Regions from separate parts of the Homo sapiens genome. Here region 2 is linked to region 1. Evidence: read pairs that join two places in POLR2A ChIA-PET (ENCODE). Cell type or tissue: endothelial cell of umbilical vein. All regions are shown on one strand. Each heading gives the region's core, and the rest is flanking DNA. Links, peaks and the distances in the headings are about the cores only.

What was found. Peaks named below come from ENCODE experiments on the same cell type or tissue, not always from the same donor. Only the 100,000 strongest peaks of a DNase experiment are listed, where the experiment ranks them.
Region 2: POLR2A ChIA-PET joins it to region 1 with 9 read pairs; 3 of 35 experiments call an interaction of 5 or more read pairs at or near these places.

The regions. Positions count from the first base shown.
Region 1 is chr2:9,986,306-10,002,732 of GRCh38, forward strand. It overlaps GRHL1 (grainyhead like transcription factor 1), which reads left to right. Exons shown (of 16, transcript NM_198182.3): 10 at 4,391-4,442; 11 at 5,702-5,841; 12 at 6,902-6,939; 13 at 9,574-9,665; 14 at 10,011-10,096; 15 at 12,660-12,724; 16 at 14,288-15,972. The coding sequence ends at 14,402. LOC124905970 (a long non-coding RNA gene) reads right to left here. Exons shown (of 2, transcript XR_007086207.1): 2 at 6,670-10,122. Among named protein-coding and RNA genes, the nearest start is that of GRHL1, 43 kb to the left of the region's middle. In endothelial cell of umbilical vein, for the core only: no CTCF peak of the experiment used is centred there; DNase peaks (open chromatin) are centred at 5,736 and 7,606; H3K27ac peaks cover 2,960 bases.
Region 2 is chr2:9,865,278-9,881,704 of GRCh38, forward strand. It overlaps TAF1B (TATA-box binding protein associated factor, RNA polymerase I subunit B), which reads left to right. Exons shown (of 15, transcript NM_005680.3): 6 at 2,999-3,152; 7 at 10,588-10,741. Among named protein-coding and RNA genes, the nearest start is that of TAF1B, 30 kb to the left of the region's middle. In endothelial cell of umbilical vein, for the core only: no CTCF peak of the experiment used is centred there; no DNase peak of the experiment used is centred there.

The sequences.
Region 1 (16,427 bases), core at 3,105-11,104:
AACAAGTGTTTGAGACACACTCATGGAAAAAGACCAGGGTCTCTTTAATATTTAATGTCAAAATGAGAATATAGCTGCTAATATAGAATAACTTTTAAAATTATTTTTATTTATTTATTTATTTATTGTTGAGACAGAGTCTCCCTCTGTCTCCCAGGCTGGAGTGAAGTGGTGCAATCTCGGCTCACTGCAATTCTGCCTTCTGGGTTCAAGCAATTCTTGTGCCCCAGCCTTCCCAGTAGCTGGGATTACAGGTGCACACCACCACGGCCGGCTAGTTTTTTGTATTTTTAGTAGAGACAGGGTTTCGCCATGTTCCCCAGGCTGGTCTCCAACTCCTGAGCTCAGGTAATCTGCCCACCTCAGCCTCCCACAGTGCTAGGATTACAGGTGTGAGCCACCGCGCCCAGCCTTTATCAGAGATGAGGTCTCACTCTGTCATCCAGGCTGGAATTTAGTGGTGCAATCACTGCTCACTGTAGCCTCAACCTCCTGGGCTCAAGCGATCCCCCAAACTCAGTCTCCTGAGTAGTTGGGACTACAGGCACATCCCATCACACCCAGCTAATTTTTAATTTTCTTGTGGAGATGGGGGTCCTGCCATGTTTCCCATGCTGGTCTTGAACTCCGGTCCTCAAGTGATCCTCCCATCTTGGCTTCCCAAAATGTAAAACAGCTTTTTTTTTTTTTTGAGACAGAGTCTGGTGCTGTCGCCCATGCTGGAGTGCAGTGGCGCAGTCTCGGCTCACTGCAGCCTCTGCTTCCCGGGTTCAAATGATTCTTGTGCCTCAGCCTCTCCAGTAGCTGGGATTACAGATGCACACCCACCACACCTGGCTAATTTTTGTATAGAAACAGGGTTTCGCCAGGTTGGCCAGGCTGGTCTTGAATTCCTGGCCTCATGTGATGCGCCCACTTTGGCTTCCCAAAGTGCTGGGATTACAGGTGTGAGCCACCATGCCTGGCCTAAAATAGCTTTTAATTATTGTTTTGGCCTTGCAAAGACACATTATGTAGAGATTTTTGAAATTACGTTTTAACTGATAGATTAGAAGGGTTGATAAGTACGTTTTGTTGGGCATGTCTGATAAGTAAAGGAGGTGCACACAGGACCCTCTGAGCCCAGCTGCTGGAAGTGTAGGCAGTCACCCCTGCACGGGAGCTCTTCCTTAGCTGTGTCCGAGTGGCTGAATCACAAAGTGCTGTGCCTTCACAGCCCTCTTCCCCAAAGGCCCTTCAATAAGCATGGGGAAGGAGAGGTGCGGATTCTTCTCTACAGCCACAGGGAGGCAAGAAGAAAAAGTGCAGGGCCCAGAGGGATCTCTGCATGACCTGTTTTCCCTGGTGTGGCTCTTTTTTTATCTGGAGAAGAGAGGCTTACTTTTGCCCAGTGCAGAGCCAGGGGCTGAGCTGGATTCAATGCAGGGAGAGTCTGGAAGGTGCGTCGAGTCTTGAGGGGAAAGTTTGTGCTGGCTCGAAACTGGGGAGCAACCGTGGATGAGTGGACATTCCATTGAACTAAGACAGCAAGATCTTGAGTTTTTCCTACTCAAAAATATTGGACCTATTTTTGGCAGGGGACGGGGGCAGTTCTTTTCATCCTATTAAGGGAGCTTGTCTTTTATTGAGATTTTTAGAGGGGCTAGGTAACTGGAAGTATGTTTGCTGTCAGAGGCCTGGTCTGTCACCCTGGCTTTTGCATCAGGTACACAAAGCACAGTGGCTGAGCACAGTGAATGAGCCTGAGGCCTTTTTTGGATTTTTTGGATGATGTTTACTCTTTGTGTGGCATTTTGGTGATTTTCACCTTCCTGGGTGCTCGACATTTTTGTATTATTGTGAATCTCCTTGAATTTTGTCCTGAAATCTGGTTAAGTTGCTCGGAAACCATCTGCTCGTTAAGATCTTATGTCTATGATTTGCTAGGCGGATCTGGAGCTGTGCTCAGTGTAAGGCTAATCATCCCGCGCTCCTGAGCAGGATTTTTCTGAATATTCTACCAAGTGCCCTGCTCATTACAAGTTTTCTCACATTACTTCCTTGTAATAATCCTCATGACAGGGATTTCCAGTCCATCCCATATGGTGGGAACAGGTACTGTTTCTGGCTCTGTGTGAGTTTCGGGCACTGTTTCTCTAATCTTTTCGGATGTCAGTTCCCAACCCTGACCCCCAGCCTTGGGCAGCTTCCTGGTACCTGTGTACCTGTTGGTACCCGGCCACGTACTGGAGTGGGGCTCACTGAAGATCTCGGAGCTCTTTCCTCTTTGGTACTTTGTCCTGCTGCCTTGGTCTCTGTGGACTTCCAGCTCTGTCTCCTCAAACCTGGGCACCTGGACTGAGAATACATGAGAATTCCCATGCCATGGCCTGGGAACTCTGAAGGCAGCAGCCAGCATGGTTTGAGGACTTGCCGCGGGTTCCTGTCTCCCAGGGATCACTGTTCTTTAGTTGCCTGCTGGTCAGGGCCTTCTCGTTCTTGTTTCTGCATTTCGTCTGGTTTTTGTTGTTGTTTCAGGGTGGAGGGTAAATCTGATCTGTGTTACTCCATGTTATGTAGAAACAGAAATACCTTATTCTTTATAGATACACAGATAAATAAGGAGGGACAGTCCTATTTTGTAATAGGACTGCACCCTCCACCTTTTGGAGGAGGGTGGTGTTTATCATCAGAATGAAGTTATGGTTAGACTTGTTAGAAGGGACAGAGAGACCCAGACCAACTTCATACAATAATGGCTAGGAGATTGGGGATATTTACCTGTTTTTCTGTGTCAGGGAGGGACTGTTGTGTCAATGTTACATAGCAATTTTTATAAGCAGGTTGTATATTTACTATGTTAGTATGCTACCACCTTCTAGAAAAGGCAGAAGGTGGTTTTATATTCTGTTTTTAAAATGTGGTCCTTATTATATAATAATGCTAATAAGATCAGTGGGATTTTTATTGCCTCTTTTTGCTCTCAGCAAATTTATTTAACAGAAAAATAAGCTACCAGTTCATCCTTAACTGGAGCACTATGTAAAGAAATCTGTACCATCCAGAAATTAATTCCAATAAGTCAAGCAAAATGATTAAATGTAATGTTTTTAAATATGCTTCATTGCCTGATTTTGGGCCGTGTTTGTTACTAATATGGTTCTTTTGAACTTTGTTGTTGTGGGTTCAGCTGCATGGTACTATCGGTCTTTGAGCAGTTGATATACAGAGTACACGAGTGTCTTTTTCTAGGACTCTGAGTACACTTTTTCTCTTTTTTCTTTGAGGGAGTCTCACTCTGTCACCCAGACTGGAGTACAGTGGTGCGATCCCAGCTCACCGCAATCTCTACCTCCCAGGTTCAACTGATTCTCCTGCCTCAGCCTCCCGAGTAGCTGGGATTACAGGCATGCATCACCACGCCCGGCTAAATTTTTTGTATTTTTAATGGAGACAGGGTTTCCCATGTTGGCCAGGCTGGTCGTGAACTCCTGGCCTCAAGGGATCCACCCACCTCGGCCTCCCAAAATGCTGGGATTACAAGCGTGAGCCACCGCGCCCAGCCCACTTGTTCTCTTTTAAGTGATGATGCATATTTCTAGTTCCATCTTCACTTTGTGAATTCTGCTTGGTTAGATCTGCCACATGGTTGATACCAGGCCCTTGGACTGAATCACAGCCTTCAGTGATAACCTTGGCCATATAGGAGAGTATACTCAAGAGTAGGGCCAACTTGGGTTTTTTCTTTCATTTCCTTTTCCTACTGGACAAAGGGAAAATACCCTTGTGTCTTTGCAGGCATGTGGTATACTCACAGATTTTCTCAGCTTTCATTTAACACGACCACATCCATTATAAGGAGAAATTTTGCTTTTTTTTTTTGAGACAGAGTTTCGCTTTGTCACCCAGGCTGGAGTGCAGTGGTGTGATCTCAGCTCACTGCAACCTCCACCTCTCAGGGGTTCAAGCAGTTCTCCTGCCTCAGCCTCCCAAGTAGCTGGGACTACAGGTGCCCGCTACCACGCCTGGCTAATTTTTGTATTTTTAGTAGAGGTGGGGTTTCACCATGTTGGCCAGGCTGGTCTCGAACTCCTGACCTCAAATGATCCACCCACCTCGGCCTCCCAAAGTGCTGGGATTACAGGCATGAGCTACCGCTTCCGGCCGGAATTTTGCTTTATTTGTTTTTCAAATAAATGTTGTTCCCTGTGATTTCATAGAATTAAAAATAATTTTAAGACTAATCTTTTTAGAAGAAACTACTATGATAAGCCTCATGAATATAGTAAGTAATGGGGTTCCTGTCCAGAGAAGGGAGAAAGGCTTCTTCTTCCATTGGTCAGGATAAGAGTTAAATATTTTAAAGAAGATTGGAAAACAGAATCATATCTTGTCTTCTCTTAACCTACAGGGAGCTGAGCGGAAAATCAGGGATGAAGAACGAAAGCAAAGCAAAAGAAAAGGCAAGTGTCCTGACCCCAGCTCCCAGGTGAATGCCTGTAAGTAGAAATGTTCCCGGCAAGCTTCAGACCTTTTCCATTGAGAATGGTGGCTGGAGTTTGCACGCAGAAGACAGTGGGTGTTCTTCCTGTTCTGCAGTGTGGCACTGCCTCTTCCTCAGATCAGCAGCAGATGCCAGCTCAGCGGGAGGGGTTTTCCTGGGGACTACAGGATAGATCCCTGGGTTTTCCCGACCTCAGCGTTTTTGGCTCTCAGTTCTAGTTCAGACTTCTGTTTCCAGTCTTGAAAAATGACAACACGTTCTGCATGAATCACTGTTAAAATTGGGACTTATCTAGATTTTTTAAAGTAATAATAATGGTCTTGAGAATTCAAGATGTCTTAACTCCAAGTAAGATCATATTTTGTATCTAAAGTATAGTATTTTAATATTTGCAGAATCTATAGGGCTTCTGTTTGGACATTTCACCAGGAAGGCTTTGTTTTCTTTTTTTTTTAATTGTGACCAGTATTCATATTCACAAAATCTTGTATCTAAAATGAAGAAAGTGCTGTTCTGTGCCTGTAGGGTTCCATCTGTAGTACATGGGCTTCTGGCAGCTCTTTTGAATGGTCTGTCTGGCTCAGCAGACATTTGCCCTGCAACACCTTAGTCAGGATTCTCCTACTGGTATCAAAGTACAAACTCCCAGTGACACTTCAGAGAGCAGCTGACTAACTAGGAGACCTCATTACTGAGTACTTCAGGGCCAGCCAGATCATTGGGGAAGATGGAGTCTCTAACTTACTAAATTAAAAATTGGATGGGCATGCTTACACTTCACCTCATTGTCGAGTTTCTTGATATGTTCTGAAGTCAATGGGTCCATGAGTGTTGGAATGTAAATTATTTAATGAGGACAGCTGAGGTGAAATTTCTTCCAAATTATGTTTACACAATTATACATTTTAGCCTTTCCAATGAAAACTAAATACGCTCTGCCTCTGTCGCAAATCTTCTGTGGATATGCGTCTGTGTGTGTTTGAAGATACCTTTTCCCTTTTGATTTGATAAGACATTCAGTTGATTTTAGTGGAAATACACACAACAAATTCCTTTACATAAACTGGGATTCTTAGGCAGGCAGCGTGCCCTGTTGTATCTTACAGAGTGCTACACTTGGAGTATCTTACTCAGAGGCGAGCACTCTGTGGCCTGCATCCAGTCTGTATGTAATCCTTTGACCTTGGCTTCCTCTTTTTTAATTTTTTTTTTTTTCAGTTTCTGATGTTAAAGTGCCACTGCTTCCCTCTCACAAGCGAATGGATATCACAGTTTTCAAACCCTTCATTGATCTCGATACTCAGCCTGTCCTCTTCATTCCTGACGTGCACTTTGCCAACTTGCAGCGGGGCACTCATGTAGGTAACCAGGATCCCAGGGGAGGTTACCAGGAAGGAAGGCATGGCAAAAGGAAATTCTTTGGCATTATTCATGGGAAACAGAAGCCAAAATTGAGTGAGGTTTGACCAGTTAGTCAGCTCTTTGGAATATTCTGCTGGGGTGACATGATGCCCGTGCAATAAAAATGGTAAGCATCGCTGATTTCAAGGTGCAGTGCAGCCTGTCAGCTTTATTCTGTTTGTATTCATTCATTCATTCGTTCGTTCTTCATACCTACATATCCTAGCTCATTTAAAAGATTCTAGAATAGTAGCATAATTTGGAGTTTGAGCCTGTCATCTTTTTAAACTTAACTTGGGGCAATACCTAGGTTAAGGAGCTCTTATAACATAAGAACATCCGAAGGCTTTTCTCACAGTTCCAGTTACTGAGCCGTCCTTGCCACGTGTAGTTACCAATGGCCATGTCTTGGCAACTAAAACTAAATTTTAAAAAATGGTCACGCCCTGTTTTGTGGCAAAGGCTTACAAGGGATAGAAACTTCAGTAGAATGAAGCATGGTTTTATGCTGAGTGCAAATAAATATCAAAAAGACAGTCTTTCATGCACTTTGTGGACAGATTTATAAGGACTAAAGATTCGTCAGAGTTCTTGGGGCCATGGCCAGTACATTTAGTTTCTAATGGGAAGCTGGAGGTGAGCAGGGGTTAGCACACTGTTTTTGTGAAGGGCTGGGCCGTAAAGGTTTTCAGCTTTTGGGGCCCCGTGGTCTCCACTGTGCTGCTCAGTGCTGCCGAACTAGTGCACACATGGCCATAAGCAGCATGTGAATGAATGAGCGTGGCTTTGTTTCAGTAAAGACTTTATTTACATGAACTGGCTTTAGACCAGATTTGGCCCAACCACTGAGTTAAAGGAGTTCAAGACATCTGTAAGAATCTGTTATTGAAAACTAAGGCTAAAGGATTTTATATTAGATTGGTGAAATTCAAAATTATTTCCATTTTAGGAATAATTCATTTATGGCCAAACATTTTGAGCATACATTTGAAAAGCAATCTATTCCTTTGGTCTTAGGTCCTTCCCATTGCCTCTGAAGAATTGGAGGGTGAAGGGTAAGATTTATGTTTTGTTTTGTTTTGTTTTAATAATGGAAATGATTTCAAACTTGTAGAAAAACTGCAAGTACAGTACAAAGAACTCATTTTTCCCTGAGCCATCAAGGATAAGTTGCCAGCCTGATGGCCCATCACTCCTGAATATCGTGGTATATATTTCCTACCAACAAGGACATCCTCCTGTGTCACAGTCAAGATTAGAATATTAACATTGCTTCATTAGCACCAATAATGTCCTTTATAGCAAAAAAGGATCCAGTTCAGGATCACACATTGTAGTTGTTTGTCATGTTTGTTGATCTTCTTCAGTCTAGAACTAAGCCACTCCTTAACTTTTCTGACCAAATATTTTTGAAGATTACAACCAGCTGTTTTGTAGACTCTTCTTAGTTTGCGTGTGTCTGCTGCTCTCTCATGGTTAGATTCCAGGCCTGGCAGGGATGTCATAGAGGCCAGGCTGGGTTCTCCGTGTGTCCTAGCAGATGGCGCTTGATGTCAGTTTATCTGTTACTAATGGTGTTCTTTGGTCACTTGATTAAGCTGGTATCTGCCAGCTTCTCCACTGCAAAGTGGCTCCTTTTATAGTAAGTGTTGTCTGGGGAGGTGCATTGTAGCTTTGTAAATATCTCATTCCCCATCAAACTTTCAGTTTACTCGTTCATTTATTGCTATCAGTATGAACTCATAGTTTCCTGTTTTATTCAATAAGCTGTGATTCATTAGTCATTTACTTTGATGCTCAGGTTGTCCCAGAATTGGGCTCTGCCTTCCTGTGCCGGGCAGCCCCCTACTCATGCTGCCTAGTGGAGGGGGGCTGACGCTACCCCTCTTTGGGCTATCAGAACCTTCTTGATGGCTCTGGGACTTTTTCAACAAGGCAAAGATTCTTTTTGTTTTTATTTCATTTTACTTTTAGAGACAGGGTCTTGCTCTGAGGCCCATGTAGGAGTGCAGGGGTGCAGTCACAGCTCACTGCAGCCTTGAGCTTCTGGGCTTAAGTGATCCTCCTGCCTCAGACTCCTGAGTAGGTGGGACTACAGGCACATGCCACCACACCCATCTAATTATTATTATTATTATTATTATTATTATTATTATTATTATTGTAGAGATCCTGGTCTCAGGCAATCCTCCCGCCTCAGCCTCCCTCTTTCTGTTATCTGCCCTCAGAAAGGTGCATCCTGATGGAGAGAGCCAAGATTTCCATGGGAAGTTCATTCCTCAGCATCCCTCTTCCCTCATCTTCCATCCATTCCCAGGGCTTAAACCGTCATACTGGGGACATTCATGCCCCACACGTTACCCATCGTGCCTCTCTTTGAAGGCGAGGCCTGCACTGCCCCTTTGATTCTTAGTGTTTCAGGCTTGAGTCCTGCCGGCACTTTCACTAGACGGCTGCTGTGTGTTAGGAACTGAGGTGGCAGAGTCTCGGAGGCTCAGCCCCTGCTCCTGAAGTGGCCATTCTGCTCCAAATCCAGCACTCCCTCCCTTCACTTTCAGTTATCTACCTCTTCTCTTGCTTGCCGTGACACCACCTGCTGGACCCTCCATGCCAGGTGCCCCTGGTAGCCAGGCGTTCGTTCGATCTGAGTTTTTCTCTCCTCAGACTCTCCTTGGTCTGTTCTCACCTTTTGGCTTCCATGATACCACCATATTTTAAACCTGTGGAATCCTGTGCTCGGATTATACCAGCCTCCTTCCCCTGGTTTTTCTGCTTGAAGGTCCTGGGGTCCCCTCCAGTCTTGACCACACACTTTGGGTACCAACACACTTTGGGTACCACACTCAGTCTCACAGACCTTTCAACTATTCCCTCTTCTCTGCCATGTAAAATTTAATTCCTTAGAGCTGAATGATCAGGACATTCACGGTAGAGTCGGCTTCCCGAAATTTCTAGATATGGCTTCCTGTGGGCCATTCTGTTTGAGCCAGGCTGGCCCTGCATTTTCCTGCTCACACTTCCTCAGTGTTTTGAAACATCATCTCCTTTGTCACTGCCTGTACAAGGTTATCTCAGATCCTGCCTCCTCCATAGAGTGTTTCCTGAAAAGAAGCACCAGACAGCCAGGCGTGGTGGATCATGCCTATAATTCCAGCACTTTGGGAGGCCAAGGTAGGAAGATCGCTTGAGCCCAGGAATTTGAGAACATCCTGGGCAACATAGGGAGAACCCATCTCTACAAAAATAAAAAAATTAGTTGGGTGTGGTGGTGTGCGCCACTTGGGAGGCTGAGGTGGAAGGATTGCTTGGGCCTGGGCGGTTGAGGCTGCAGTGAGCCGTGATCCATGATTGCACCACTGCACTCCAGCCTGAGCAACAGAATGAGACCCTGTCTCACAAAAAAAAAAAAAAACCAAAGCGCCTCATCTTCGAGAAGGCAGCTTTATCTGATGAGAGTGCAGATACCTGCAGGGAACCTGAGTGTGGTCCCATGTCTGCCTGTAAATATCCATGAGCCCTGGAGTCAGGATCTTCCTTTAGCCTGATTTTTCATCCACAAATAAGGAAGCTGGACCAGATAAAGAATGAAAGTCATTTTAAATCTAGTTCCATGACAGGCTCTAAAACACCTTAATGTTGATGCAGCTGGTTAAGTTGAATCACTAACGGCATATTTTGGATCACTGCAGCTCTGTCTTGAAAAGGGGGCCGTACGGCACAGAAGATGACTTTGCTGTCCCTCCTTCTACCAAGCTGGCCCGGATAGAAGAACCAAAGAGAGGTGTGTTCGTTTCCATTTCTTAGTGGGAGTTTTAAATCAGAAGTGAGTTCAGAATCTATCAAAAGCATAAATGGTTCAAGCACATTTTTCCCAGTTTCACTTGCTTGGGAATTCTTCCATCAGACTGACATCTAGCTTGAGCTAGGACTTAGAGCAAAGTTCAGAGAAGCTGAAACCTGTGTTCCTTAAGACAGAATTGATATTGGCTGATGCTTGTCATCCTTGATGTGAATGTGGTTTTTATTTTAGCTGGTACCGTGGTCTGTTTTCCTCTTTTGCTCATGTGAACTGTATCCTTTTTTTCCTCTCTTTTCCCTTCCTTATTCCTGGTTGGGGATTGATTAGTGCTGCTCTACGTTCGAAAGGAGTCAGAAGAAGTCTTTGATGCCCTGATGCTCAAAACCCCATCTTTGAAGGGCTTGATGGAAGCTGTAAGTAGGATCAACTCTGTAATCCCCTGTACAAAATGAAAGGACAAGTACATAGGATTTCATTGAAACACTTTATCAGATGATCCAAATCCTTTGTCAGACCTTCTGGAATCCCTGACACCTTTCTCGAGTCGTCGTGCGTCCCACATTTTATCCTCACCCAGGGGTCTTAACTCACACAGTCACTCAGTCACACCTGTTCCACTGAAGTGAATGCATCTGTGATGGCCTATGAAATGTTTAATTTTTATATACGTGGTTAAAGGGAGATTGCCATTTAGCAAGCCACTTAGAAGCTAACAAAAGTGATTTTTAATCAAGTACAATCTTAAAAACTTCATACATAAAAACAGTGGCTCCTCAGTCTACCTTTAAAACTCCCAATCCTAGGAAATTACTGAACTTGCATCAAGACCTCACTACAGCCTATTGCAGAGAAAGTAGACGTGTAACCAGTGATGGCCGTAAGTCCATCTTACGAGGATCTCAGCACGAGGCTGGAATAAACTGACCCCATGCTCCCTGTGGGGATATCAGTAAGAGAGGAAACATGGAAGGCTGCTGTGTTAATTTCCCGTTCCAGCTGTGCACTGGAAAAACGCATGTCATCAGCACTGAGTGCAGATATTTACCAGCCTGTCTCCTAGAGACCGTAGAGATCTTTAAGCTCAAAGTGTGTCCATAATTGGGCTAAAAGCATCTCCCCCAGCTCCCTCTGATGACTGTAGTGTGTTGAATTCATTTAACACATCTTGATAAAGGGCTTGCTTCATGCCAGGCACTGTGGCGGGCACTGGAGTTATGCGCGTCAGTGACACAGTGCTGAATGGAGTTTATTTTGTAGTTAGGAAGACACAGACACCAAAATAAGCAAAGAAGTTGAGGTCATTTTTCAGGTACTGATGAGTGCCATGAAGATTAATAAAGCAGGGAGATGGGGCGTGGGTTTGGGGAGCTGCTGTGCGGTCTCTCAGCCAGGCGCCCCAAGTCCACGGGTGTCACTCAGTGCATCCCTGCCTGCCCACAGCACAGGCAGCGCCGTTCCCACTGTCACTTCCTGCCTCCTAGGATGTCCCCTGGGTTTCTCTTTTCTTGCCTTTTGATGACCCTTCATCATGTCTTAAGAATCATGCAAACTGGCCAGGTGCGGTGGCTCACACCTGTAATCCCAGCACTTTGGGAGGCAGAGGCAGGAGGATCACCTGAGGTCAGGAGTTCGAGACCAGCCTGGCCAACATGGAGAAACCCTGTCTCTACTAAAAATACAAAAAATTAGCCAGGCTTGGTGGCAGGCGCCTGTAATCCCAGCTACTCGGGAGGCTGAGGCAGGAGAATCACTTGAACCAGGGAGGTGGAGGTTGTAGTGAGCTGAGATCCCGCCACTGTACTCCAGCCTGGCATAGCAAGACTCCGTCTCAAAAAAAAAAAAACAACAAAAAACAAACAAACAAAAAACATGCAAATTCTGATTACAGGGAAAGAGGAGAGTAAAGAGGATGCAGAATTACTGGGCCAGCATAACTGTTCATGGCTCACGAGGAACTCATGACAGGTCTTACATGTCAGAACACAAAGTATTATCATCCACTCGTACAGAAAAGAAAAAGGGTTTGTGTGGTGAGAACTTGGAGCTGGGGTCTGGTCTGAAACACGTGTTTGGAAGGTTGGCAGGATCTGCACGTTTGCCACCTGAGGCTCTGTTTCTCAGTGCCACCTTGAGCTTTGCTCTGTGGCTTGAGGTGAAGCTGGTGATGCCAGCCTGAGGATGGTCTGGATGACAAGTGTAACGTTTGATCTAGAGTGAATCAGCTGTTTGTCCTTGGAGCAATTCACCCATTCTCTTTAAAAATATTAAAAATAGCCTCTATGTCCCGAAAGGAAGACAGCCACAGCTCCCCAGAAGCTCATTACAGTGAGGGGCAGCCGGGCTGAGGAGAGCTGGAGGCCCCCAGCACACGAGCTGGGGCTTTTCCATGTCTTTGTGTCTGCGTTTTTGAAAAACAAAAAGTCGAGTGACTATGCATGTGTGTGTGTGTGTGTGTGTGTGTATATATATACATATATATACGTATATATATACATATATATACGTATATATACATATATATACGTATATATATACATATATATACGTATATATACATATGTATATATGTGTGTACATGTATATATATACATATGTACATATATATGTACACATATATATATACATATATATGTACACATATACATATATATGTACACATATACATATACATATATATGTACACATATATATACATATATATGTACACACATATATATACATATATATGTACACACATATATACGTATATATGTACACACATATATACGTATATATATGTACACACATATATACGTATATATATGTACACACATATATATACGTATATATATGTACACATATATATATACGTATATATATGTACACATATATATACGTATATATATGTACACATATATATACATATATATATATTTGTTGTTTGGTTTCTAAAGCCTTGATACAGGGTTTTGTAATTATTTTTCTTTCCTCTTTTAGATCTCAGACAAATACGATGTTCCCCATGACAAGATTGGGAAAATATTCAAGAAGTGTAAAAAGGGGTAAGCAGCCACTGCGTCCTGTGTACCTCGGAAAGTGCTGATGCCCCCCGCAGTGCTAGTGTGACGCACCCCCCAGTGCTGTTGACACCCCCCAGCACCATGTAACACACCGTGCATGCTAGTGACACCCTCCTGTGCCAGTGACACACACCCTGTGCCAGTGTGACACGTGTGCATCGTGCCCAGTCCAGAAGCAGCCAAAGAAACCTGGGTGCTGGAATGTGGCTTTTCTAAATTATATACGAAATTACTTAGATAAAATTGATCTGCCTTGAGGAGATCTTTGTGTATTGTTTCTCCAAGTCACCTTCTTTGCCCTCCACATGCCTGGCAGCAGTGCCATGGCTCCACACTCCAGGGTGTGTGGCCAGCGCCACTGAGGATGGCCAGGGCAGCACCTCCGTGTGTCGAGCCCGTTGGAGCCGGGCACTGGGTTGGGCACGTCCCACGGTGCTGCGCTTGGTCTTCACGTCTTCTTTCTGAGCTGGTCTCAGGGCTTGTTTATATTTATAGACAGGCGGCTGAGGCTCAGAGTTCAAGAGGCTTTTCGGGGCCATGGTTGGTATTCCCTGCCTCTGCAGCCCATGCCCTGCTCTACCCTCCTGCTCAGGATCCTATTTCCAAGTTATGTCACGTTGCTGCTTTGTCTAGAAATTAGTATTTTTAGTTCTTTTTTGTCTGTCTATGATGTTTGGCATGGATAAGCAGTGGCTAGCATAAGAATTTTTTGGCTTAGTTTTAAAACAAATTCTAATGGGAAATTTCTAGATGGTTCTAGTGGAAAGAGTTGGACTTAATAGTAGTTAATTTATTTTTGTTTATTTTCTTGTTTTTGTATTCTTTATTTTTTGTTTGATAATAGTAGTTCATTTAAACTTTGAGGCTCACTTGCTGGAGTGTGTAATTTGTCAGGGGGCTGTGACTTCACATCATGTAAGTTAGTGTTATTGATGTGCTTTTGCTTTATTCATTTAGAGATGGTTTCACTCTATCGCCCAGGCTGGAGTACAGTGGTGCAATCAGAGCTCACTGTAGCCTTGAACTCCTGGGCTCAGGCCATCCTTTCACCTCAGCTTCCCAAGTAGCAGGGACTACAGGCATGTACCACCATGTCCAGCTAGTTTTTAAAATTTTTCTGTAGAAATGGGATCTTGCTATGTTATCCAGGCTGGTCTCAAACTCTTGGGCTCAAGTGATTCTCCTGCCTCAGCGTCCCAAAGTGCTGGCATCACAGGTATGAGCCAAGTACCATTTACCAAGTGACAACTATGAAATACATGCTGGAAATAATAATCATAAATAAGCCAGTATATTTCATTTTCCAAATGCTATGATATAAATATATCACCTGATTTCCTCCTAACTCAATTCTCTCAGCAATCCTATAAGATGGGTACTATTATTATCCCCATTTTATAGATGAGGAAGTTGAGGCTTAAGGAGATTTAAATAATTTGCCTCACATGCTGCAACTAGTAAGTGGGAGAGCTAACAGGTCAATCTAGGTCTGACTCCAGGACCAAGTGGCAGTGAAGTTGGTTGGTCTTGTCCCCCCCCATCCAGGATCCTGGTGAACATGGACGACAACATTGTGAAGCATTACTCCAATGAGGACACCTTCCAGCTGCAGATTGAAGAAGCCGGGGGGTCTTACAAGCTCACCCTGACGGAGATCTAAAGGCCTGCGGGCCACAGCTCCCCAGGAGTTCAGTGCAGGTGTTTCTAGATCTTACGGTTTGGCAACTGCAGGTAACCCCAGTCAGCCATGTCGCCAGCACAGGTCTATGTCGAGGGAATGGGTTCCTTGCAGGTTGGAGGCGGGGCTGCATCTGGCTTGGTGGTAGCATTTAATCTATTGCATTGGTGTTTTTCAGATGAAAGAGAAATCCATATACCATTATGTTTGAATTTCCTGATATATACAGGATTTAAAGTGAAAACTTTATTCCAAGAGTTAACAGAGTCTCTGGGAAGCTTTAGGACATCTGCTACGTTATTTATCAAAATATTGGGATCTCTGCCTTGTGCCTACAGTGTCGTGGGCCTGCTCGCTAGCAGAAGTCAGAAAAGGCGATAGGCTTGGCTTTAAGGATTTCGTGCCCTTGCCTGAATTCAGTACAACTCCACTGCCTCACGTTAGCGGGAGCGCACCTGAAGAGTACGGGGGGAGCCCTCTCTCCCTTACCCTCTCACTCTCCACCAGATGTTTACTAAACAGGGCATGTTACTGAAATCTTCCTTTGCGACTTTCTCGGACATATCAACTGCCTTTCTCATGAAGAATTTTAATGGGTTACAGTATGAAATCAGTTAAGATAAAGCTGCATTGTATATAAGTGCAATATATTTTTGAAGGTCTGTAAATGTGTACATACATGTCTTATATAAATATATAATATATAAATATGGTGTCTGTGTACATATAGTGAAGATATGCAGTAAGAGCTACCTTAAAGACTTTCCCTAGACAAAGGTTAAGTTATTTTTTGATCGTGTATACCAAGCAGATAGAATACTGTGCTTAGTGGAACCCGCTAAAAACCTTTTTCTCTGTTTTTCCAAACACAGGCATTCTGTAGCATAGCAAAACCTTCTCAAATGACAGAGATTCTGTTTGCTGTTGAGAATGTTGTTATTTGGATTTCTGCACTGTTTAACAAATGAAGTAAAAGAAAAACACTACTGCAATCACGTCTTTTGTTATGCTAGTATCAGTCAGATGCACTTAGAGTGAAGAAACACTGTAATTACAGCACACAGATTGCAAGTATTGCGTACCAAGTGATACAACTCGAAATGCAGTTCTCATCTTCCTGTTTTGAGAAATGATTATTTTATCACGCATCAGAGCCTTCGTGCTTTGATTATCTTGTATGTTAACAATTCTAGAAAACATTCATGAATTCACAAAAATATGTTACTATGGCAGGGGAACATTTTGTACACATTTAAGTATATAAAAATACTAAAATATGTAATTTTATAACAAAGTCACGGGTATCTTTAGGTTCAGGGAACTAGACTAGGTCATTCGTGTAAATGGACTGGTAGTTACAGTCTTAGGTTAAAGTATTCTAATGAAGTATGGGAACTAAATTGCTGGTTTTCTAAGATAAGATATGGGATATGGGTCATATAACTTTTGTATTTTTTATGAAGTTGATTTTGTCTTGCGTGTTATTTTTAATTGTATCATTGAAGATGTATTTTAAACCAAAGGAATTAAATTTTATATGTCTATTTCGTAATATGTCATTTCCTGTTTTTCAATTTGACTTTGCACTGCTCAGTAAAACGTGAGAGCTGAAAAGCATCTCATTGCTAGCACTTTCTGCTTATTTCTTAATGTGTGCGCTTAGGTTGTTTTCTTCATGTTAACTTTTCCTTACTGATGCCTGAAATGATCCACGTAATTGTTAAGTCAGGGATCCCTGAATGATTTTCCAATTCTTACCAAAATTTAACCACTAAAGCTGAAGGTAAATGCTTTCATACCTAAAATCTTAGTATTCTTAGTGTTTAAAAGCCTAACAGAAAATACTTAGTTTAAAAATTTACCAATATTTAAATCATTAGAATCTCTAAAACAGGCGTCCTGAACATATTCCAGGGTAATCCAGGGCCTAAATATGATAGACACTAGGATATATTTTTAATGGATACAAGATCAGATTAATGACGTAAACTCCCTGATAGGGCTCCT
Region 2 (16,427 bases), core at 4,384-12,383, 120 kb before region 1:
CATTCTTATACACCAATAACAGACAAACAGAGAGCCAAATCATGAGTGAACTCCCATTCACAGTTGCTTCAAAGAGAATAAAATACCTAGGAATCCAACTTACAAGGCATGCGAAGGACCTCTTCGAGGAGAACTACAAACCACTGCTCAATGAAATAAAAGAGGATACAAACAAATGGAAGAACATTCCATGCTCATGGGTAGGAAGAATCAATATCGTGAAAATGGCCATACTGCCCAAGGTAATTTATAGATTCAATGCTATCCCCATCAAGCTACCAATGACTTTCTTCGCAGAATTGGAAAAAACTAAAGTTCACATGGAACCAAAAACGAGCCCTCATTGCCAAGTCAATCCTAAGCCAAAAGAACAAAGCTGGAGGCATCACGCTACCTGACTTCAAACTATACTACAAGGCTACAGTAACCAAAACAGCATGGTACTGGTACCAAAACAGAGATACAGACCAATGGAACAGAACAGAGCCATCAGAAATAATGCTGCATATCTACAACTATCTGATCTTTGACAAACCTGACAAAAACAAGCAAAGGGGAAAGGATTCCCTATTTAATAAATGGTGCTGGGAAAACTGGCTAGCCATATGTAGAAAGCTGAAACTGGATCCCTTCCTTACACCTTATACAAAAATTAATTCAAGATGGATTAAAGACTTACATGTTAGACCTAAAACCATAAAAACCCTAGAAGAAAACCTAGGCAGTACCATTCAGGACATAGGCATGGGCAAGGACTTCATGTCTAAAACACCAAAAGCAATGGCAACAAAAGCCAAAATTGACAAATGGGATCTAATTAAACTAAAGAGCTTCTGCACAGCAAAAGAAACTACCATCAGAGTGAACAGGCAACCTACAGAATGGGAGAAAATTTTTGCAACCTACTCATCTGACAAAGGGCTAATATCCAGAATCTACAATGAACTCAAACAAATTTACAGGAAAAAAACAAACAACCCCATGAAATGTGGGCAAAGGGTATGAACAGTCATTTCTCAAAAGAAGACATTTATGCAGCCCACAAACACATGAAAAAATGCTCATCATCACTGGCCATCAGAGAAATGCAAATCAAAACCACATTGAGATACCATCTCACGCCAGTTAGAATGGCGATCATTAAAAAGTCAGGAAACAACAGGTGCTGGAGAGGATGTGGAGAAATAGGAACACTTTTACACTGTTGGTGGGACTGTAAACTAGTTCAACCATTGTGGAAGTCAGTGTGGCGATTCTTCAGGGTTCTAGAACTAGAAATACCATTTGACCCAGCCATCCCATTACTGGGTATATACCCAAAGGATTATAAGTCATGCTGCTATAAAGACACATGCACACGTATGGTTATTGCGGCACTATTCACAATAGCAAAGACTTGGAACCAACCCAAATGTCCAACAATGATAGACTGGATTAAGAAAATGTGGCACATACACACCATGGAATACTATGCAGCCATAAAAAATGATGAATTCATGTCCTTTGTAGGGACATGGGTGAAGCTGGAAACCATCATTCTGAGCAAACTATCACAAGGACAAAAAACCAAACATCGCATGTTCTCACTCATAGGTGGGAATTGAACAATGAGAACACATGGACACAGGAAGGGGAACATCCCATACCGGGGACTGTTGTGGGGTGGGTGGAGGGGGGAGGGATAGCATTAGGAGATATACCTAATGCTAAATGACGAGTTAATGGGTGCAGCACACCAACATGGCACATGTATACATATGTAAGAAACCTGCATGTTGTGCACATGTACCCTAAAACTTAAAGTATAATAAAAAAATTTTTAAATAAAGTGGGATAAATGATAGCATATTTGTGTAGTGATAGGAATGATGCAGGAGAGAAGAAAAATTTGCAATGGAGAGAAAGAGTAGATGTGAATCTTTGAACAGATATCTTTGAGTGTACAGAGAGGTGGGATCAAGTGCACAAATAGAGAAACTGGCTTTAAACAGGAGTTTGAATCGTCCAGAAGAATCAGGCAGAGGCAGAGTATGTGGTAGAGTTGCTGGCAGTGGTAACCTGTGGGAACCTGTGGAAGTTTTCTCTGTGTTCATGCTCATCAGCCAGCTTTCTGGTGTAGCCTCCTTCTCACAGGGCTTCCCTATAGGGAGGGGATATGCTTGACAGAGGACACAAGCATCTTACTTCATTCTCTGAGGTTTTTGTTTGTTTTTTTGTTTTTTTGGGTTTTCTTGCTTCATTGTCTTGTGAGCCTCTTTACCAGGAGTCTTAGTCTTATCTTCCTGTAATAAGATCAAGTTTCTTGGCCTGCAGGGTTGAAATCATGGCTTTTTGACTGTGATCGGTTTGCCTGGGTAATGTCAGCTAATGAGGTCTTTAGGTAGCCAGCCAGCTGACCTTTTTAGGGACACTCTGTTGTTTCAACAGTACATGTGTGAACAGTTAAACAGTAGTATGAGATAGTATATCCTTGTTGATTACATGTTACAAATCGTATATGCTACAGGAGTTCAAGGAAAGGAGAAATCACTGAAGAGTGGGTTGGAAAGATGGCATGATGAGTAAGTAATGAGTTAGGGAGAGGGAGGAAAAGGCGTAGTTCAGGCAGGAGAACCAGAATTAACAAAGATACAAAGCAAAAATTCCCCAGGTAGGTTTGGTAAAAAGAAGCCAGCCAGCATGTGTGGGGTCATTGATGCGCGATGTTTTCAGTGGTGAAGATATTAGCGCTGTAAGAGAGATGTTCATGGAAGAAGGAGACCTGATGGCAGGGCTGGCAGCCGGTTTCCTCGCCCATCCTTGTCTGTGACTCCTCTCCAAGAAGCACTGCTGGGAGCTGTCAGGAGCGTGTTTCAGAAGTAAAGGGACTTGGCAGGCAGTTGCAGTTTTCTAGAGTGGTTTCTTTTAGGGTGTTTGTGATAGGAGTTGTTTAAGTTCACAGAAATTAACTGTTTAAAACTGTTACACAATAATTTTATTTATATTGTTTTGCAAACAGGTATTAGAAGATAATCTAAGTCATTCAGACTGGGCTAGTGAGCCTGAGCTGCTAAGTGATGTCAGCTGTCCTCCTTTTCTTGAAAGTGGAGCGGAGTCTCAGTCTGACATCCACACTCGAAAACCTTTCCCCGTCAGCAAAGCATCACAATCAGGTAAAAATGAGAACCAAACCATTTCGAATTTTAAAGCTGTTATGCCCCTTAAAAATAATTTAGTCTAATCTTCTGATAATCCAAGGAAAGGGAACTTGGTCTAGCGAGGAAGAATCTAGCAAGGAAGAATGACTTGCTGAATCATATGGCTAAGACAAACTAAGTGAAATCTTAGCGCAATTTTTTAAAAGGCACATTGTCTCCATGTGAGTTTTTTGTGTGTGATTTTAAAGGGACATAAAGTTCAAGTGGATCCAGAAAGAAGGAGGCTGCTTCAGAAAGATCTATATGTGTGGGCTCAGCGTCTTCAAAGAAAAGTTGTAGCAGAAAAATGTTATTATGTAGCCATATAGTAAAATAGACAAAGATGGTATGTCCAGTTTCTAAGCATAGACTAAATCAAGCTGAGTAAAATTTACCTTGTTACATGTGTGTTTTACTTTCTGATATAATTCCATAACTTGAAATAAATAAGGAATGTATTTAAGATTAAAATATAGGCCTTCATTCCTTTATCAGTGTATCCACATCTCTTCCTGGACTGCACAGTGACACAGATATCAAATAAGTTACTTTTGGTGTAAAGTGTTAGGATCATTGACTAATTGGGCAACAAGGAATTTCTGGAGTTTTCTTCTCCACCTTTTCAGACAAGCCTGAGCTCAAATATTCCCAGAAGACCATGACTGTAAAACCATCGAACCTTTTTGAAAGAAGATATTAGCTCCTTTTAAAGCATCATGATTGTTTTGTTTACCTATGTGTAACAGTTTTGTTTGCTTATTTTTTTTTGTTTTGTTTTGTTTTGTTTTTGAGATGGAATCTAGTTCTGTCACCCAGGCTGGAGTGCAGTGGTGCAATCTCGGCTCACTGCAACCTCCGCCTCCCAGGTTCACGTGATTCTCCTACCTCAGCCTCCTGAGTAGCTGGGATTACAAGCATGTACCACCACACCCTGCTAATTTTTGTATTTTTAGTAGAGATGGGGTTTCACCATGTTGGTCAGACTGGTCTCAAACTCCTGACCTTGTGATCTGCCTGCTTCAGCCTCCCAAAGTGCTGGGATTACAGGTGTGAACCACCGTGCCCGGCCTGCTTATTTGTTTTTTAATAAATGATGATCCCTAGAGCTTTCTTTTAGTTTTTACATTAAAAGTAATCAATGGCCGGGCGTAGTGGCTCACACCTGTAATCTCAGGACTATGGGAGGCTGAGGCGAGCAGATCACTTGAGGTCAGGAGTTTGAGACCAGCCTGGCCAACATGGAGAAACCCCATCTCTACTAAAAATACAAAAATTAGCTAGGCGTGGTGGTATGCACCTGTAGTCCCAGCTTCTTGGGAGGCTGAGGCAGAATTGCTTGAACCGGGAGGCAGAGGTTTCAGTGAGCCAAGATCACACCACTGCACTCCAGTGTAGGTGACAGAGCAAGACTCCATCTCAAAAAAAAAAGAAGTAATTATTAGTGAAACTCAATATAAAACTATAAAATGCAGATAGTCACGAAGAAAATAAAATCACCAGTTACTGTACCAACTAGAAATTACCGCTACTGCTATTGTAGATCATTCCAGAAAGTTTTTCTTCATGTATGTATACGGAAAGAATTTATTTTGTTTTTGTAAAAATTTGAATTATTTCTTCATTCTTTAAATTTTTAAAAACTTAAAGTATAATAATAAATAAATTTTTAAATCAAAACTCTACAAATCATTCTATAAGTCTTGTTATAAAAAAATCGTAAAAATAAAAAATTGTTTTAAGTTGTAGTCCACCAGTCACGGCAGTGGACTACACCTATTGTAATCCCAGCATTTTGGGAGGCCAAGGAGGGAGGATCAGTTGAACCCAGGAGTCCAAAACCAGCCTGGGCAACATAGTGAGACCTCCATCTCTCAAAAAATAAAAATTAGCTAGGCATGGTGGTGCATGCCTACAGTCCCAGCTACTCAGGTGACTGAGGTTGCTGGAGTGCTTGAGCCAGGAGGTCGAGGCTGTAGTGCGCTGTGATCATCCCACTGCACTCTAGCCCGGCCGACGGAGCAAAACCTTGTCTTAAAAAAAAATAAAATTTGTAGTCTACCTTCAGCTAATGTCCTGTTCCCAAGGGGCATTCATTTTCAACTCTTTTGTGACTTTCATATTTCCGTATCACGTGCTTCTAGTATTACATCTTGATTTCTAGTTTGGGACATTAGCTATTCAATTCTGTTTTAGCTCTTTCACACATTCCTCACTGTCCCTTATCTGCACATAGTCCCCAGTACATGCATGTGCATTTCTCATTCTCTCTCTTCTCAATATAATTGCTGTAATTTTTTACTAGATCAGTATTTACTGCTTAAATTATTATAAATGTATACACATTATTTAGACTGAGCTGTATAGCTTACTATGATTACTTTTTCTGTATATCCTGTGGTTTTCTTGGAGTTGATAATTGTTATTTATTTAGTTTTCTGTTTATTACTAATCCATAATTTATTACTAATGTATCTCCACACTTCCAGTTCTTATAATCTCTTAATATCTTATGCATTCTATCAGTTTCATCTTCTGGAAGAAGTCTCCCTGGAGCCTCTGATCTGCTCTGATCTAGAATGATATCTCTAGACCTGTGGCCTGGCTGACTTTAGGATCTCTCCTTTTTTGTTGTTGTTTTTTTTTTGAGATGGTGTCTTGCTCTGTTGCCCAGGCTGGAGTGCAGTGGCACGATCTTGGCTCACTGCAAGCTCCACCTCCTGGGTTCATGCCATTCTCCTGTCTCATCTTCCCGAGTAGCTGGGACTACAGGCGCCCGCCACCATGCCCAGCTAATTTTTTTTTGTATTTTTAGTAGAGACGGGGTTTCATCGTGTTAGCCAGGATGGCCTCGATCTCCTGACCTTGTGATCTGCCCACCTCGGCCTCCCAAAGTGCTGGGATTGTAGGCGTAAGCTACTGTGCCTGGCCAGGATCTCTCTTTACCACCATCCTGAGATTCTGTCATTTTTCTTTTGTTGGAATTTTTTATTTTCTGCATCCCATTTCTTCTTTCCTGGATTACCCTCTCATTTTTGTGGAGCATCTTTTATTTCACAGAGAATATTAACGATATTTCATGCCTGACTTGATTGTTTTGGCCTCTGCTTTTTACATGAAAGGCTTCAAATGTTTAGTGAGCCTAAGATAGCTATTCTTACTTAAACATGGGAGACTAAAAAGTTGATAAAAGGCTTTGTTTCCGTGGTTAGTCTTGTCAGCTCTGCTCTGCTTGCAAGGTTATTTTCTCAGTGAACCCCAGCATTATCATCTTTAAATCTTTTCCCCCCGAGCTGATCAGATTCCTCAGAGAAATCTCTTTGAGTCTTCTGTTTGGCGGGTTTGTAATCTTGGCTGTCACTGTTCTGGAAACTGGGTAGGAAGAAGAAGACCGGAGGGGAATGGGGGATTGTTTTAGTATTCAGTATGTAAACTTTCACTTAAGCCTCCTGTTTTCACTTCTCAACAGTGCATGTGAGTGGCATGCCTTATTCTAGAGACCCTTCTCTCTGGAGAAGAAATTTCCAGTTTTTGGCCAAGACTAGGGAGGGGCATCACTTGGCTGCATGGATTTGGGATAAGAATCTGGATGTCTGGCTGGGTGTGGTGGCTCACGCCTGTAATCCCAGCACTTTGGGAGGCCGACGCAGGCGGATCACGAGGGCAGGAGATTGAGACCATCCTGGCCAACGTAGTGAAACTCCGTCTCTACTAAAATACAAAAAATTAGATGGGTGTGGTGGCGCACGCCTGTAGTCCCAGCTACTCAGGAGGCTGAGGCAGGAGAGTGGCTTGAACCCGGGAGTTGGAGGTTGTGGTGAGCTGAGATCACACCACTGCACTCCAGTCTGGGCAACAGAGCGAGATTCCATCTTAAAAAAAAAAAAAAAAAGAATCTGGATGTCTAACTGCTTCTTAATCTGGATTTTAAGCAGTCATCCTGGTGTTAGGCCTGCCTTCATCCAGTTTCTAGGGGTATGAGTTTCTCCAATTCCTGAGCCTTCTTTAGGGATCCCCAGTGAAAACTGCTTTTTGGCATATTCCCCACTGCTGACTTTGAATCTAGCTTTCCCAGGACTGCTAAGCCAATAATCACCTATCTGTATGCTTTCTGACTTCTAAAATTTTATTGTTCTTGTCACCTTTTTCATGTTATTTGTCCTCAGGTTTACATGTTTAAAAAATTCTCTTTATAATTGTTGTAGCAGGAGAGAGCAGAGGCTAACGTGTTTTCAATTTGCCACCTTAACTGGAAGTCCTTACATATTATAAGGAATATACAAAAAATTGTGTGTGTGTACACAACACACATTTATTTTATGGAAATCTGTGACTTTATATATTCATTTAAAACCGATGGTCCTTAAACTTTAGCATCCATCAGAATCACCTGAAGAGCTTGTTAAACCTTAGTAATTTGCAGTTCCATTACGTTCTCAGGTGATACTAATACTGCTGGTCCAGGAGTATACTTTGAGAACCACTGATCTTAAAGTTCTATGGACATTGTTTTGTAGTATACCATTGCATGGAATTACTTAATTAAACTTCTATTCCTGGCATTTAGGTTGTTCTAAATTTTTATATTATAAACAGTGCTGCCACAGCATTCCTTGACCCGAAACCTTTGCATGGCTTTCAAATCATTTCACTGGGATGAAATCTTCAAAGTAGAACTGTTGGGCCTATTTGCACATCAGGTTTCTACTCTGTGCTAGAGACTGTTCTGGGCACTGGGACATAATGGTGGCAAGACTGTCCGCCTTCAGGGTGTTTATATTGTAGTAGGAGGAGATAGGCAATAAACGACCAAATAAAGAACATTTTAGTCACTGATAAGTGCTATGAAGAAAGGACTTACAGAATTTGGAGAAAGGGATTTTGAGGAGTTATTTTGAGACTTTGTGTTTAAGAAAGTGTAGCTTCTCAGGGTCATTCCTAGTCCTGCTGCTTTTCTACCCTTACTCCTTATGTGACTTCACCTAATACCATAGCTTTAACCAACCACCAACTATATGCTGAAACTAAAATTCCTATCTCTAGTCCCACCTCTCCTTCAAAGTATAGATTCTTATATTCAGCTGCTGACTCAACATTTCTGTTGGTGTATTTAATAAGATTCACACTTAACACACATAATTCTAACATTGATTTCGCTCATCAAACTGGATTTTTTTTTTTTTTTTTTTTGGCCATCTTCCTTGTCTTGGTAAATGGCAATGCATTCTACTTGTTGCTCAGGCCAACAACCTTATAATCATACTTGTTTTCTTTTCTCTCATGCTTTACATCCAATCTATCAGCAAATCCTTTGACTCTGCCTTTAAAATCTATCTAGAATGCAACCATTTCTCACCAGCTGCAATGCTACCGCTCCAGTCCAAGTACCAGTCATGGCTTTCCTGGAAGAGTGGTCTTCTGTTTCTACTCCTGCCCTCCCGTAACTCCATTCTTCCCTCAGCAGCTGGAGTGACCTTTTTAAATACATAAATGAGGTCCTGTTGCTTCCATGTTTTAAAACTCTCCAGAAACTTCTTAGAATAAAATCCAAAGTACAAATAATGACCTACAAAATTCTACATAATGTAGTTCTTAATCTCTCTTCAGTATCATTCCCACCACTTTCCCTCAGAAATTTCTGTTCTTATAAAGAGAAAGAGGTTGAATGGACTCATCGTTCCACATGGCTGGGGAGGCCTCACAATCTTGGTAGATTTACGTAGAAACTATATTATGTTGCATCCCATGATGCTCTCACTACACTGGCCTTTTTGCTGTTCCTGCAGTTCACTCCTGCTAATATACTTGGTATTCTTCCCAACATCCTTAAGACTTACTTTCTGAATTAATTCAGGTCTCTGCTCAAATATCACCTTCTCAATGAGGTTTCTCTGACACCCATATAAAGTAGCGCATCTCTCTTCCCTTCCCATCACTTACTATGACTCTACATTGCTATTTTTCTATGTAGCATCACTATCTGTCAAATGTAATTTTTTTTTTTTTAGAGAAAGTCTCTCCGTGTTGCCCAGGCTAGTCTCGCATTCTTGGGCTCAAGTGATCCTCCTGTCTCATCCTCCCTAGTAGCTGGGATTACAGGTGCACACCATGGCACCTGGCTCTGCCAATTGTATTTCTTGTTTGTTTGTTTATTGGTCTGTCTCCCATTACTAGAATATAAGTTCTAAGAGAGATGAGACATTATTCACTTGTCATTTCCTGAGACATAGAAGAGTGGCACAAAGAATGAGATGAATAAGCATCTGGTGAATGAATGAAGATACCATAATGTCATATGGTAGAGGATACCTGAAAGATGGGGATAGAAGAAGGTGCTGCTCTAGCTAAGTTTTGGAGTTTTGGAGAGGCCTTGTAGAGAAGGGGACATGGGAGTTGAGGTCAGAGTCAAAGCAGTTACACATCTTTTGTTGTGCATTGTAATTGTGTATCCTTTCCTTTATTTAAAAAATTGGTTTATGTTCACTATTAAAAAATTCAAACGTTCAAATTCTTTTTTTTTTTTTCTTTTTGGAGACAGAGTCTTGCTCTGTTACCCAGGTTGGATGGAGTGCAATGGCACGATCTCGGCTCACTGCAACCTCCCAGGTTCAAGCAATTATCCTGTCTCAGCCTCCCAAGTAGCTGGGATTACAGGCGTCCACCACTACACCCGGCTAATTTTTTGTATTTTTTAGTAAAGACAAGATTTCACCATGTTGACCAGGCTGGTTTCGAACTCCTGACCTCAAGTGATCCACCCTCCTTGGCCTCCCAAAGTGCTAGGATTACAGGCGTGAGCCACTGTGCCTGGCTCAAATCCGTCTTTAGAATCCTGTCCCATCCCACTCCTACAGATATCCCATGATTACGTTTTTGGCTGATTTTATTCTAGTCCTTTATTACTCTTTATTGCCAAATTGCTCTTTGTAAAGGTTTTATAACTAGTTTTAAGATAATTGTATTAGTCCATTTTCTTACTGCTATGAAGAAATACCCAAGACTGGGTCATTTATACAGAAAAAGAGGTTTAATGGACTCACAGTTCCACATGGCTGGGAGTGCCTCACAATCACGGTAGAAGGTGAAGGAGAAGCAAAGGCACGTCTTACATGGCAGCAGGCAAGATGAGCGTGTGCAGGGGAACTACCCTTTATAAAACTATCAGATCTCGTGAGATGTATTCACTCTCATGAGAACAGCATGGAAAAAACCCGCCCCCATGATTCAATTACTTTCCCCAGGTCCCTCCCATGACACGTGGGAATTATGAGAACTACAGTTCAAGATGAGATTTGGGTGAGGACACAGCCAAACCATGTCAATATTTAAAATGCCTGTTTAGATTTTTTGCTGTTTTTCTTTTGTTATCCAAATAGTTCACTGGATTTTTAAAAATCTCCATTTATCTCCTAAGAAACGTCTGTCTGCTCTGGATCTCTGGATGGAGTTGAATACTCACAACGAAAGGAGAAGGGAATCGTGAAGATGACCATGCCACAGACACTTGCCTTCTGTTATCTGTCCTTACTTTGGCAGAGAGAAGCAATAACACTTTCAGATCTTTTGAGGTTAGCTAGACCTCTTGTATGATAATATTTTTGCTGGTTACTACATGAACTAAGTAGACAAACTTCGGATATTTTGATTTTTATAAGAAGGCTTAACTTGAGGAAGGAACTGGAAAGGTTGAGTAGCCTGAATTCTAATTCTGAAATGTAATCCCCCCTGGGCTAGTAATTCATCTTCTTGATTTTCTTATTTATGTAGTAGAAATTATAGTACTTACCACACATGGGCTATTGGAAAATTAATTATCTAATATAATCTTTTGAAGAGAAAAGTGACATTTAAGTACCTGAGTAATATTAGTAAATATTTTTCATTTCTAAGAAAAGATAAACAGGTGATCTTTACATTAGCAAAATGGTTATTTGTAGTTACACAAAAGCATATATTGGTGTTAAGAGCTAAAATATAGGTTGTCTATGTTTGTAAGGAAAAGTTGAAGACAAAACTGTTGAAAGGATGTGTTATCCAGATAGTAAGCGTTTATATTTTTCAGGATAATCTACAGAGTGTTTTGGTTAATGAATAAATTACAGTTTTATGTGTAAGAATTTCTCACTTAATAGACGTGCCAAAATTCTTATGTGCTGATTTTTTTCTCCTTGCTTTATATGTGTTCTGAATAGTAACATTTGGGTTTAATCAATATGTAGGGTGCTTTTAACAGCACAAATTAGGAACCAAACTGCTGGGTTTGAATCCTGGCTTTGCCACTTATTTATTATATGACCTTGAGTAAGTCATTTAATTTGTCTCTGCTTTTGTTTCTTCGTTGGTAAAATGGGGCTAATAATAACTACCTCATAGGGTTGTAACTACTTTCAATAATTAGCGCTACATGGAAAGCACGTAGAGCAGTGTCTGGCACATAATAAGACCTCAGTGCTAGTCATTACTGTTTTTGTTTTCATCATCACCACCATCATCGTCATTATTGGCTCAGCCCCTTTGATTAAATGTAATGCCTCCAGTAAATGATGATAGTGCCTTTGAATTTGGCCACATCAACCAAATAAAAACGCTTTCCTCAGGTCTGATTAACTCTACAAGCAGATAGCCCATGATTCAGTGAATTTTACTATTAATTTAAAAACCTGATCTTGTTTTGTATGCCCCCATTGGGTGATCTCATCTTTTCCCAACGCTTTAATTACCACTATACTGATGACTCTCAAATTTATATCTCTAGCCCAGACTTGTCTACTGAGGGCCAGACCCATAGATTCATATATACAGCTGTCTGCTGGACACAGCTACTTAGATGTCTTTATGGTATCTCAGAATCAGCATGACTAGAGGTTCATCATCTGTCTCCTTGATCCAGCTCCTTTTCCAGTGTTCTCTTTCTTAGTAAATGCCATCCACCCTGTTGCATCCTATCCAGAAGCCTAGGAATCATCCTTGACTCTTTCCCCTCTACGTACACTGTTGGTCAATTGTCCACTCAGTTATATGTCCAAAAACTCACAGAACCATTCTTCTCTGCATTCCCTCTCTCTCTCTGTCCTCTCTACCCTCATTTGGATTGCTTAACAGTCTCCCAGATGAGCTCTGTGTCTGTAATCTTGTGTCATTTCTATCCATTTTCCTCCTGATAACCAGAAGGATCTTACAAAAACATAAACCTAATCATGTCATTAGAGCTGGATAAAGGGGCTAGCCATCCTACCCAGGACGATCTATAAGGGGCTAACAGAACTCTCCTAGAAATCTAACAAGGTGGAGAAAGTCGTATTTACCTGGAATTCTTCTCAGGGAGAATATTATATGTGGTTGGAATAATAGGGGTAAGATACTACCCACCCCTCTTCTCTCCCTCCCTCTTTTCTCCTCTCTCTCTCTTTCCCTCTCCTCCCCCACCAAGGGGAATTCTAAAATGCCTTCAAGGAGATTAAATCTAGTTAGCTAGGGGGCTTTTGTTTTGCTCTGTGGAATACACAAGTTTGGGAACAGAGCTTAGTTGCTTGGGGCTATAGGAGAAGAGACTGTCACCATTGATATTCTTCCTTTGCTTTTCTCCCAGAAAGAGCTCTAAGTCATAAGTTCTCAAAATGTGGCCTCCTGACTTACAGCTTCAGTATCACTTGGGAACTGGTTCGAAATGTGAATTCTTAGACCTATCCTACACCTTCTGAATCAGAAACCCTGGGGTAGGACCTGATAATCTCTGCTTTAAAATAAGCCCTTCAGGGGATTCTTCTTCTTTTTTTTTTTTTTTAATTGTTTATTTTTATTTTTTCGTAGAGCTGGGGTCTTGTGATGTTGCCCAAGTTGGTCTCAAACTTCTGGCCTCAAGCAAGCCTCCTACCTTGGCCTCCTGCCTTGGCCTCCCAAAATGTTGGGATTATGTCATGAGCCACCATGCCTGGCCCAGAGGATTCTTATGGATGGCAAAGTTTGAGAACCACTGCCAAACTTTGAAAAAATATGTAAAGAACACAGTTTTAAGGGAGTATGTTATTAGCCTGGCCAAAGTACCCACATACCTTAACACTGTGCATGTCACTCCCTTTTTAAGTCCTCTAGCAGCATCCATAGTCCTTAGGATAAATTCATTACCCTGCAAATAGCCTGTAAGGGACCCTGCCTACCTAGCAATAATGGCATTAATGAATAAAAATAGCCAGCCCTTATTCATTCTGTAAATTTGTATTGAATATCTACTATATGCAGGTGTTGTTCTGGCATCTAGACCCTTGCGATGCAGTTGTGAATCATATAGGTCAAGTCCTTGCTCTCACAAATTTCAAGACCAGAGGAGGAAAAAACAAACACATACATATGGTTGGTGCAAAGGTCATTGCAGTTAATGGCAAAAACCACAATTACTTTTGCACTAACCTGATAAATAAGAAAAGGATCAGACAGGGAAAGGCTATTCAGAAGATTGAAATAGGATGGTATGATAGAAAATGACTAGATGGCTACTCTAGATTGGTTATTCGGGAAGGCCTCACCAAGAGGGTGGCATTTACTCTGCACCTTAAATGAAAATAGAGCCAGTGTGAATATCAGGAGTACAATAGACCTCACTTACCACAGAAGATATGTTCCAAGACATTGGATGCCTGAGAATGTAGATAGCACGGAACCCTATATACACTATGTTTTTTCCTATGTGTACATTCCTATGATAAAGTTTAATTTATAAGTTAGGCATAGTAAGAGATTAACAACAATACCTAATAATAAAATAGAATAATTATTACAGTGTACTGGTACTACTACTCTTGAGCTTTGAGGCTGTTATTAAGTAAAATATAAGGGGTACTTGAATGCAAGCACTGCAACACTCTGACAGTAGATCTGAGAATGAGCCAATGAACTACAAGTAACTCATGGCTGGGTGGCGCTACAGCTTGGCTGTGCTGGACAAAGAGAGGACCCGCATCTCAGGTGGGTCAGAGAGAGATGGCATGATATTTCATCATGTTCTTTAGAATGGCATACAATTTAACACTTATGACTTGTTTATTTCTGGAATTGTCCATTGTATATTTTCAGACCACAGGTAGCTGAAACCATGCAACACAAAAAAGAGGATGAGTGGGGACTGCTGTACTGGCATTCCGGGTAGAAGGAGGTTGCTAGTGCCAAGCCCTAAAGCAAGAGCTGTGTGATGAAGGAGCAGAGGAGAGTTCGTGTGACTGGAGTCAGAGAATTCTAGGGCGGAGTAGGAGGATGAGAGTGAACAGATCATCAGAGGCAGATATCTGTCTTTGTAAACCAAGTTAGGAATTTGGATTTTTAAAAATTGAGGTATAATTTATATATAATAAAATGCACCCTTTAAAAATATACAATTCAGTGGTTTTCAATATGTTTTCAAAGTTTGCAAAGCTGTGCAGTCTCTATTTTCAGGACATATCACTCTGGAAGGAAACCTCATACCCAGGGGAACTGCGGGTTTCCAGTGTGAGAGTAAGCCCCTGGAAGATTGCAGCAGGAGAGATACGATCTGATTGATGTTTTTAAAAGATCATTCAGGCAGCTGTGGAAAATGAGTTCTGGGAAGGGTGGAAGCACGGAGACCAGGTGGTCTTTTGCTATCCTCCAGGCAAGAGATGGTGGCTTGGATTATGGCAGTGGTAATGGTGACTGGGTTCAGGATCTGTTTTTACAGGTAGACACGACTTAATTCTAATGCAGTGGTTTTTTTCAGTGATCTGAGACAAAGGATGAGTTTACTAAATTTCTAACCCATCATAGATTGAAACTTTGGAAAATTACATAATTATAAGTAGAGACAGTGTTTCCAGGGGACATGGCTAAACTCTGTTGGTCAGGAGAGGCATATGAGATGCTTTTAGTCTACACCAGTTTTTCTGTCAACTTCCTGGATTGATCTAGAGAACTAGCTGATAATACCTAGGAAGGGAAATAGATTGTTCAGAACTTTGAGTAAGCAGCTTTTTTTTTTTTTTTTTTTTTTTTTGGAAAAACAAATACTTTTCTAAAAGGAGATTCAAAGAACTATTTATAAATGGTGAAAAACTGTTAGAACTCCAGATGCCGAAGACCTGCTCTTTGCGGACATTTCTGCTTCCCCTAGTCAGGTCTCTCATTTCTTCCTCTGCTCCTACAGAACTGACTGTGCCTCTGTTGTGCTGCTTGAGACAGTGTCTCTACTGACTCATGTGCAGGCTGTTTGTCTGACCTATTAGGGTGGGAGTGTGGAAGACCCTTCATCTCTTACTTATCTCTGCAGACTCCTAACACTCCACATAGTGCTGGCATGTATTATCACATAGGAGTGAAGACTACATAAATAATGAGCACATTAACATAGTGGAATACTAGGCAGCTTAAAAAGTGACAGGTATACATTACATCTTGTATATAAAATAATATTAAACCAAAAATATAATTTCACAATAATACAAATACTGATTACTGCACATAAATACTATCATATAAACGAAATATACTAATAAAAACTTAGCTGGGGAACCTTTAACACCATTTTTATGTAAATATTTCTCAACTTTCAGTAGAGTAAAAATTAAAACACATTTTTAATTGAAATTAAATTTGAGGCTGGGCCTGGTGGCTCACTTCTGTAATTCCAGCACTGTGGGAGGCTAAGGCAGGCAGATCACTTGAGGTCAGGAGTTTAAGAACAGCCTGGCCAACATGGTGAAAACCTGTCTCTACTAAAAATACAAAAATTAGCCAGGCATGGTGGTGGGTGCCTGTAAGTAATTCCAGCTACTTGGGAGGATGAGGCAGGAAAATCACTTGAACCTGGGAGGTGGAGGCTGCAGTGAGCTGAGATCATGCCACTGCACTCCAGGCTGGGCGACAGTGAGACTCTGTCTTAAAAAAAAAAAAGTGTTGAATCAGTTTTGTCCTTTAAGTGTTACAAAGCTGAAAGCCAAATGTCAGCCCAGCTCTTCAAGGCAATGCATTTTGTGTACTTATTCCTGTCTTTAGCTCACTTTCCTTAATTTTCTTATTTTAAATATATATAGGTATAAGTATATATTTGACATGGTTGCAAGACCCCCATTTCTCATTCTCAGTTCTCCTTTATTTTTCTCCTTAACATTTCACTCTACCTAACATACTATAGATTTTACTCATCTGTTTTGTATCTTTCTTTTCTCACTAGAATGTAAACTCCATAGGAACAAGAATGTTCTTCTGTTTTGTTCACTGCTGTTTCCCTGCAGTCTAGAATAGGACTAG